2 separate regions of the Homo sapiens genome follow, and region 1 is linked to region 2. A link is an interaction called in ENCODE POLR2A ChIA-PET data of the cell type or tissue named here. Cell type or tissue: OCI-LY7. All regions are shown on one strand. Region 1 overlaps LOC105374174 (a long non-coding RNA gene). Region 2 overlaps PLCH1 (phospholipase C eta 1).

The links. Peaks named below come from ENCODE experiments on the same cell type or tissue, not always from the same donor. Only the 100,000 strongest peaks of a DNase experiment are listed, where the experiment ranks them.
Region 1: POLR2A ChIA-PET joins it to region 2 with 5 read pairs; 4 of 35 experiments call an interaction of 5 or more read pairs at or near these places.

What each region holds. Positions count from the first base shown.
Region 1 is chr3:155,860,038-155,865,037 of GRCh38, forward strand. LOC105374174 (a long non-coding RNA gene) reads left to right here. Exons shown (of 3, transcript XR_924607.4): 3 at 2,611-3,702. Among named protein-coding and RNA genes, the nearest start is that of SLC33A1, 8.1 kb to the left of the region's middle. RefSeq lists an enhancer at 2,635-2,694. In OCI-LY7, a CTCF peak has its summit at 40 (motif pointing left); DNase peaks (open chromatin) are centred at 34 and 2,734.
Region 2 is chr3:155,722,869-155,727,868 of GRCh38, forward strand. The region is part of intron 1 of PLCH1 (phospholipase C eta 1); the gene reads right to left. Among named protein-coding and RNA genes, the nearest start is that of PLCH1, 20 kb to the right of the region's middle. In OCI-LY7, no CTCF peak of the experiment used is centred here; no DNase peak of the experiment used is centred here.

The DNA of each region.
Region 1 (5,000 bases), 140 kb after region 2:
GTTTTTCTAGGCTCTGTTACAAAAATTAATACCACCATCTAGTGGACCCTTCATATACCTATGTCTGATTGTAGATTTCTTCTCTGGTTTTCCAGTCATTTCACTGAGATCTGAACTGTATCTTCTATATATTCCTGAGAATTTTAAAATTGTTTATTTTTGAGGTGGGAATCAGGTTTATTGAGGTATAATTTATATCCAGTAAAATTGGCCCTTTTTAGTGTACAGTTCTATGAGTTTGTTTTTTGTGTGTTTTTTGTTTTGTTTTGTTTTTGAGACAGAGTCTTGCTCTGTCACCCAGGTTGGAGTACAGTGGCGTGATCTTGGCTCACTGCAATCTTCACCTCCTGGGTTCAGGCAATTCTCCTGCCTCAGCCTCTTGAGTAGCTGGGATTACAGGCGCCTGCCACCACATCTGACAAATTTTGTATTTTTGGTAGAGACTGGATTTCACCATGTTAGCCAGACTGGTCTTGAACTCCTGACCTCAGGTGATCCACCCACCTTGGCCTCCCAAAGTGCTGGCATTACAGGTGTGACCCACGGCACCTGGCCTTTTGTTTTCTTTTGAGACAGAGTCTCGCTGTGTTGCCCAGGCTGGAGTACAGTGATGCAATCTTGGCTCACTGCAACTTCTGTCTCCCAGGTTCAAGCGAGTCTCCTGCCCCAATCTTCTGAGTAGCTGAGACTACAGGTGCATGACACCACACCTGGCTAATTTTTGTATTTTTAGTGGATATGGGGTTTCGCCATGTTGGCCAGGCTAGTCTTGAACTCCTGACCTCAAGTGATCTGCCTGCCTTGGCCCCCAAAGTGCTGGGATTACAGACGTGAGCGACCATGCCCGGCCCTATGAGGTTTTTGGGTGTTTTGTTTTGTTTTTTTAATTTCCATAGGTTTAGGCTAGGCACGGTGGTTCACGCCTGTAATCCCAGCACTTTGGGAGGCCGAGGCGTGTAGATCACTTGAGATCAGGAGTTCTAGACCAGCCTGGCCAACATGATGAAACCCCATCTCTACTAAAAATATAAACATTAGCCAAGCATGGTGGCGCACACCTGTAATCCCAGCTACTTGAGAGGCTTAGGCGGGAGGATTGCTTGAACCCGGGAGATGGAGGTTATAGTGAGCCAAGATCGCACCACTACACTCACAGCCTGGGCTACAGAGCAGGACTCAGTCTCAAAAAATATATATTTTTTTATAGGTTTTTGGGGGAATGAGTGGTGTTTGGTTACATGAATAAGATGTTTAGTGATAATTTCTGAGATTTTGGCGTACCCATCACCCGGTTCTATGAGTTTTAACAAATAGATAGTTATAGAACCACCACCACAATCAAGATATGGAATAGGTCCGTCAACTCCAAAAAGTACATACCCTTGTGCCCATCTGAAGTCAACCTCTCCACCCATTCCCCAACCTCTGGTAACCACCGATCTATTTTCTCTCCCTATAGCTTTGCTTTTTCCAAAATATCATGTAAATGGAATCATACAAAATGTAGCTTTTGAGTGTGTCTTCTTTCAGTCAGCATAATGCATTGAGATTCATTGATATCATTGTCCCGCATCCCCACCTCCTTCTTTTTTTCTCCCCAGTAATATTCCATTGTATGGATATGCCAGAGTGTATTTATCTACTGACCAGTTGAAGAACATTTGGATTGTTTCCCATTTTTTGTATGAGTAATGTCACTATAAACATTTGCATACAGGTTTTTGTGTAAACATATCTTTTCATCTCTCTTGGGCAAATACCTAGGAATAGGATTGTTAGGTCTTATTGATACCAGTGGGTTAGGGAGGTCCCCAAATGCTGGTGGGGCCTCAACCCCAACCAGTGTCCAGGCTCTTGACACCTTCCCAAGAAGCAATTCAAGGATTAGTTGGAAGATAATGAAAGTGAAACCGTCAGTGCAAGATTATAACTGAGACAGAGAAAGAGATCTAACCTGACCAACTCCATCTTGCCTCTGACCATCAAGCTGTCCTAGTTCATTCCTGGGCATGGGACAAACTAGCTTTAGGAAGAACTTAGTTTATAGTTTATAGTTTGAGGCACAGATGATAACAGCCTTTTCCCAAAACAAATCCCCTTCTTGCCTGGGGACTAGACTGCCTTTGTAGGACTAACATATTAGTCAAAAGATTATAAATTATGGTTTAGGAGTCATGCAGCTGGAGGCTACAAGATTCTGACACTCCCTAAATCGCTCCTGGGGATAAAAATCACTATTATAGGCTGGTGTGATGGCTTATGCCTGTAATCTCAGCACTTTCGGAGGCCGAGGTGGGCAAATCACCTGAGGTTGGGAGTTTGAGACCAGCCTGACCAACATGGAGAAACCCTGTCTCTACTAAAAATACAAAATTAGCCAAGTGTGGTGGCACATGCCTGTAACCCCAGCTACTTGAGAGGCTGAGGCAGGAGAATCACTTGAACCCAGGAAGCTGAGGTTGTGGTGAGCCGAGATGGCACCACTGCACTCCAGCCTGGGCAACAAGAGCGAAAGTCTGTCTCAAAAAAAAAAAAAAAAAAGAAAGAAAGAAAGAAAAGAAAGAAATCACTATTATAAAACCTAAGACCAGTGCTTGGGATATTTTGTAGACCCTGTCCTCGATGGATCAGCTGGCACCACCCAGATGGATAAACTGGCTCATCTGATCTTGTGGCCCCCATCCAGGAAGTGACTCAGTGTAAGAAGACAGCTTCAACTCCCTATGATTTCATCTCTGACCAATCAGCACTCTCGGCTCACTGGCTTCCTCCAACCCACCAATTTGTTCTTTTTTTTTTTGAGACCAAGTCTCACCTGTCGCCCAGGCTGGAGTGCAGTGGCGTGATCTCTGCTCACAGCAACCTCCGCCTCCTAGGTTCAAGCAATTCTCCTGCCCCAGCCTCCCGAGTAGCTGGGATTACAGGTGTGCGACTCCATGCCCGGCTAACTTTTGCATTTTTAGTAGAGACAGGGTTTCACCATGTTGGTCAGGCTGGTCTCAAACTTCTGACCTCGTGACCCACCCGCCTCGGCCTCCCAAAGTGCTGGGATTACAGGCATGGGCCACTGCGCCCAGCCAATTTGTTCTTAAAAACTCTGATCCCTGAATGCTTAGGGAGACTGATTTGAGCAGTAATAAAACTCTGGTCTCCCACACAGCCGGCTCTGTGTGAATTACTCTCTCTCTATGGCAATTCCCATCTTGATAGATTGGCTCTGTCTAGGCAGCGGGCAAGGTGAACCCATTGGGCGGTTATAAAAGTATGGAGGTTTATTGCAAAGAGAAAATTACATATTCAAGAAAGGGGAGTGTGAACATACTCGAGAGTGACACAGCCCGATTTGAGGTTTTTATCTTTACGGATTTCTTTAACCAAGGAATGGAATATTCATGAAGAATCCTGGAAAAAGGTGGAGATTTCTCAGAAATGTGGTGCCATCCATTTTTTAACCAAATATGGGACTGTCATGGCACTGGTGGGTGTGTGATTTAGTACGTTAATAAGCATATAATTAGGTCCTAGGTGAAACCTAGGTCAAATCCAGCGCCATGTTGTGTCCTGTCAGCCTTAGCGAGTTTGGCCCACACCCCGGTTTTTAGAATCTTATCAGCTTCTACCTTATGTAGCTATTTTAACAGATTTTTTCCTTGTTAGTTACGTGAAACTGCTGCCTGGAATTATTAAATTTTTCTGCAACCACCTTGTATTATTCCTGTCTCATTTTCCCCTCTCAGAGATGACTACCTTTTATTTTTCAGGATTGATGAGGGAGGAGGTCAATCTTATGTATTTACTTTCTGTTGAATGGGGCATTGGCCCTGCCTATTGAGGGTATGGAAATCTCTGGCTGCTTGGTCTGAGGGTCCCAAGGGTGGATCATCAGGAGAGTCTGAATATGAGGCAGGGATTGGCTGCAATCTTTGTATGACCATTATTTAGGCATTGAACTGCGGCAACCTAGAAGACACAGACTACAAGGAGGTTAAACAAGCAAGGACCAAAAATTAGTAGTAACAAGATAGTTATTAAAGATCCTAGGAAAGGTAGGAACTATGTCACACTTGGTAGGTATCCTTTAATGAAGTCCCAGATGGTTCGAGTAGTGGAGCTATTGAAATTATGCAGCCAGGTAGCCTGTTGGTAAATATTTTGAATTTGTAGTTTAACTAATACTAGTTTAACTAGTTTAATATTAGTTTAATTAATTTGTAGTTTAACTAATTGAGTTGTTAATATAAGAACAATAGGTGTGGTTTATTATTGTGCAAACCCCTCTTTGTTCAGATAAAACCTCTTTTTTTTTTTTTTTTTTTTTGAGACGGAATCTCACTCTGTCCCCAAGCCTGGAGTGCAATGGTATGATCTCAGCTCACTGCAACCTCCGCCTCCTGGATTCAAGCAATTCCCCTGCCTCAGCCTCCCAAGTAGCTGGGACTACAGGCGCGTGCCACCACGCCCGGCTAATTTTTTGTATTTTAGTAGAGACGGGGTTTCACCATGTTGGTCGTGGCTGGTCTCGAACTCCTGATCTTGTGGTCTGCCCGCCTCAGCCTTCCAAAGTGCTGGGATTGCAGGCATGAGCCACCGCGCCCGACCCAAAACCTCTTGTTTATTTGACCATTTAAGTGGTTTATGCTCTGGCCTTGTTAGGGCTTTATACAACTGCTTAGGAATGAGCCCAAATCCTGGGATCCAAATTCTGTAAAATCCTGCCATATTCAGGAAAGTTCTGAGTTTTTTTTGTTTGCTCGTTAAAGTTCTGTTTTTTAAGATAGTCTCTTTTTCGCCTGATGGACAAGGTTCAATATCCTGGGCTTAGGAGGTACTCCAGATATTTTACTTTCAGTTTAGAAATCTGGGCCTTGAGGCTGGGCACAGTCGCCCACACCTGTAATCCCAACACTCTGGGAGGCCGAGGCCTGCGGCTCACCTGAGGTCAGGAGTTTGAGACCAGCATGGCCAACATGGTGAAACCCTGTCTCTACTAAAAATACAAA
Region 2 (5,000 bases):
GCTTTTGGAATGGTGTCAATAGGATTGGTGCCAATTCTTCTTTGAATGTCTGATAGAATTCAGCTGTGAATCCATCTGGTCCTGGACTTTTCTTGTTGGCAATTTTTTTTACTACCATTTCAATCTTGCTATTTGTTATTGGTCTGTTCAGAGTTTCTATTTCTTCCTAGTTTAATCTAGGAGGATTGTATAGTTCCAGGAATTTATCCATCTTCTCTAGGTTTTCTAGTTTATGCACATAAAGGTGTTCATAGTAGCCTTGAATGATCTTTTGTATTTCTGTGGTATCAGTTGTAATATCTCCCATTTCATCTCTAATTGAGTTTATTTAGATCATCTCTCTCCATAGCAGCCTTGAATGATCTTTTGTATTTCTGTGGTATCAGTTGTAACATCTCCCATTTCATCTCTAATTGAGCTTATTTGAATCATCTCTCTTCTTTTATTGGTTAATCTCACTATTGGTCTATCAATTTTGTTTATCTTTTCAAAGAAACAGCTTTTTGTTTCATTTACCTTTTTTATTGTTTTTTGTTTTGTTTTGTTCTGTTTCCATTTCATTTCCTTCTGCTCTGATCTTCATTATTCCTTTTCTTCTGCTGGGTTTGGGTTGGTTTGTTCCTGTTTCTCTAGCTCCTTGAGGTGTGACCTTAGATTGTCTATTTGTGCTCTTTCAGACTTTTTGATTTAGGTATTTAATGCTATGAACTTTCCTCTTAGCATTGCCTTTGTTGTATCCCAAAGGTTTTGATAGGTTGTGTCATTATTATCATTCAGTTCAAATAATTTTTTAATTGCCATCTTGGACCAAGCATGGTGGCTCATGCTTAAAATCCCAGCATTTTGGGATGCCAAGCCAGGTGGATCACAAGGTCAGGAGTTTGAGACCAGCCTGGCCAACATGGTGAAACCCTGGCTCTACTAAAAACACAAAAATTAGCTGGGCATGGTCACAGGTGCCTGTAATCCCAGCTACTCAGGAGGCTGAGGCAGAAGAATCGCTTGAACCCAGGAGGTGGAGGTTGCAGTGAGCAGAAATTGAGCCACTGCACTCTAGCCTGGGTGACAGAGCTAAACTCCATCTCAAAAAAAAAAAAAAAAAAAAAATTCCATCTTGATTTCATTGTTGACCCAACAACCATTCAGGTGCAGGTTATTTAATTTCCATGTATTTGCATGGTTTTGAGGCTTGCTTTTGGAGTGGATATCCAATTTTATTCCACTGTGGTCTGAGAGACTACTTGCTATAATTTCAATTTTCTTAAATTTGTTGAGACTTATTTTGTGGCCTATTATATGGTTTATCTTAAAGAATGTCCTATGTGCTGAGTATATTCTCCAGTTATTGGGAAGAATATTCTGTAAATATCTGTTAAGTCTGTTTGTTCTGTTAAGTCTGTTTGTTCTAAGTCCATCTTTTTGTTGTTGACTTTCTGTCTTAATGACCTGTCTAGGTGCTGTCAGTGGAGTATTACAGTCCTCCATTATTATTGTGTTGCCATCTACCTTATTTCTTAGGTCTAGTAGTAATTGTTTTATAAATTTGGGAGCTCCAGTGTCAGGTGCATATATATTTAGAATTGTGACATTTTCCTGTTGGACTAATTCTTTTATCATTGTATAATGTCCCTCTTTGTCTTTTTTAACTGCTGTTGCTTTAAAGTTTGTTTTATCTGATATAACAGTAGCTACTCTTGCTTGCTTTTGGTGTCCATTTGCATAGAATATCTTTTTTCACCCCTTTACCTTAAGTTTATGTGAGTCGTTCTGTGTTAGGTGAGTCTCTTGAAGGCAGGGGATAGTTAGTTTGTGAATTCTTATCATTCTGCCATTCTGTATATTTTAAGTGGAGCATTTAGGCCATTTACATTCAATGTTAGTATTGAGATGTGAGGTACTATTCTATTCATCATGGTATTTGTTGCCTGAATACCTTGGGGGGTTTTGTGTGTGTGTGTGTGTGTGTGTGTGTGTGTGTGTGTGTGTAATTGTTATATATGTCCTGTGAGATTTATGCTTTAAGAAGGTTCTGTTTTGCTGTATTTCAAGGATTTGTTTCAAAATTTAGAGCTCCTTTTAGCAGTTCTTACTGTGCAGGCTTAGTAGTTGTGAATTTTCTCAGCATTTGTTTGTCTGAAAAAGACTGTATCTTTCCTTCATTTATGAAGCTTAGTTTTGCTGGATACAAAATTCTTGCCTGATAATTGTTTTGTTTAAGGAGGCTAAAGATAGGACCCCAATCCCTTCTAGCTTATAGGGTTTCTGCTGACAAATCTGCTGTTAATCTGATAGGCTTTGACCCCAATCCCTTCTAGTTTATAGGGTTTCTGCTGAGAAATCTACTGTTAATCTGATAGGCTTTTCTTTATAGGCTACCTGAAGATGCATATGTAAGTATTTTATCTTTCTGATAAGTTGAGACTTTTTAACCAATTGACCCTCTTTATCTCTAAAAATGCTTTTTGCAATTTAAAGCCTATTTTGTCTTATGTCAAAATTGCCAGCTTCTTTTGGTTTTTAGTCACCTATTTCCCTTTCTATTATTTTACTTTTAAACATTCTGTATCCTTATATTTTAGACACTTTTTTTTTTTTTTGAGACAGAGTCTCACTCTGTCCCCCAGGCTGGAGTACGATAGTGCGATCTCAGCTCACTGCAACCTCCACCTCCCACGTTCAAGCAATTCTCCTACCTCATCCTCCAGAGTAGCTGGGATTACAGATGCATGCCCGGCTAATTTTTGTATTTTTAGTAGAGACGGGGTTTCACCACGTTGGCCGGGCTGGTCTTGAACTCCTGACCTCAGGTGATCTGCCCGCCTCAGCCTCCCAAAGTACAGGGATTACAGGCATGAGACATCACTCCCAGCCTGGACATTTCTGTTATAAGTAGCATATAGCTGAATTCTTCATCCACTCTAACAATCTTTGGTTCCTTTAGATTATGATTAGTGATACAATGGAATTTATTTCAACATCATATTTTGTGCTTGCTATTTGTCTTGCCTATTCTCTACTTTTTTCTCAGCTCCCTTGATTTCCTTGAGGTTATTTTTCTCATTTAATTTTTCTCCATTAGCTAGGAAGTTATCCATTATTTTCCTAATTTTTAGTAGTTGCCCTAGACATTTTAACATGCATACTTTGCTTATCGAAGTCTCAATAATCATTATCTCTAATCTCTTCCCAAACTATACAAGAATTTTAGAGCACATTAACTCCTTTTGCTTCTCCAACTTATGTTACTAGTTCCCACTGAATATATCATTATTACCTTATATAGTCAATACGTGTTTTAACTTAAACTTTCTTTGGTCTTCATTATTTCTTGTTTTTAAGATCCTTTATCTGGAAATAATTTTCTTCTACCTCAAGTGTTACTCTTTTAGTGAAGATCTGCTGGAACAAATTCTTTAGGTTTTTGTGCATCTGAAAGGCCTTTATTGTGTCCCTGTTTTTTAAAGATTGTTTTTTAATGAAAATAGAATCCTAGGGTGACAGTTAATTTCCCACAGTACATGAAAGATAATATTCTATTGTCTTCTGGCTTCTATTGTTACATTGTCAGGATAATTTGTCATGTCTTTGAAGCTAAGCTTAAGATCCTCTCTTTATCTTTTGTGTTCTGCAGTTTAATTATATTTTGTCTATGTGTGGATTTCTTTTTACTTACTCTGTCTGGAATTCATATGACTTCATCAATATGTCAAGTGATGCTTTTTATTGATCCTTGAAAATTCTCAGCCATTATCTCTTTAAATGTTGCCTTTTCCAATTTTCTTTCCTCTCTTCTTTTTCTGTAGCAATAATTAAAATTTTGTTCAGATTCTTTTTTTTTTTTTTTGAGACGGGGTCTTCACCCTGTTGCCCAGGCTGGAGTGCAGTGGTGTGATCTTGGCTCACTGCAACCTCTGCCTCCCAGGTTCAAGTGATTCTCCTGCCTCAGCCTCCTGAGTAGCTGGGATTACAGGCACGCGCCATCCCACCCGGCTAATTTTTTTTCTTTTTTCTTTTTTTTTTTTTTTGTATTTTTAGTAGAGACACGGTTTCACCACGTTGGCCAGGATGGTCTCGAACTCCTGACACTGTAAGCCACCTGCCTCAGCCTCTCAAAGTGCTGGGAATACAGGCGTGAGCCACTGCGCCCGGCTCAAATTCTTTTGATTAATTTTCTATGCAGCTTGGATTTACCTATTCATAAATTCATTCACTCTCTTATTTTTAATTATTACATTTTTATTTTTTCAAGTTGTATTTGGTTATTTTTTAAATGAGCTTGGAAAAATAAAAATAAAAAAATAAAATGAGCTTGGTTAGTCCTCATAGTTTCTTATCTTAAGCTCGTATCTTGTGTTTAGGGGAGGTTTTTTATTCTGTTTTTGGTTTTACAGACATGCTCATTTGCCTTTTAATTTCATTGGCAGAAATTCTCTGTAGTCTGAGATAAAAAATAGATTTCACCAAAAAAGGAAAAAAAAATGGGTTCTGCTCAGTACCAGCAACACTTCCAATGTACGAAATCCTTTTTTTTTTTTTTGAGATGGAGTCTCATTCTTTTGTCCAGGCTGGAGTGCAGTGGCACAATCTCGGCTCACTGCAACCTCCCCCTCCTGGGCTCAAGCGATTCTCCTGCCTCAGCCTCCTGCGTAGCTGAAATTACAAGTGTGTGCCACCACGCCCAGCTAATTTTTGTATTTTTATTAGAGACAGGGTTTCACCATGTTAGCCAGGCTGGTCTCAAACTCCTGACCTCAAGTGATCCGCCCGTCTCGGCCTCCCAAAGTGCTGGGATCACAGGTGTGAGCCACCGAGCCCGGCCCAATGTATGAAATCTTTAAACCAAATCTGCATCTTGAGGTTTTCCTGACTTCATAGGTATTGTAAATTCCAGATGCATACCTGTATTAGAGCTGGTTTACAATCACAAATTCTCAGGACCAAGAAATCAGGCACCTGCTCTACACCAGTGATAGGTGATCTTCCTTACAGACTTCTTAAGT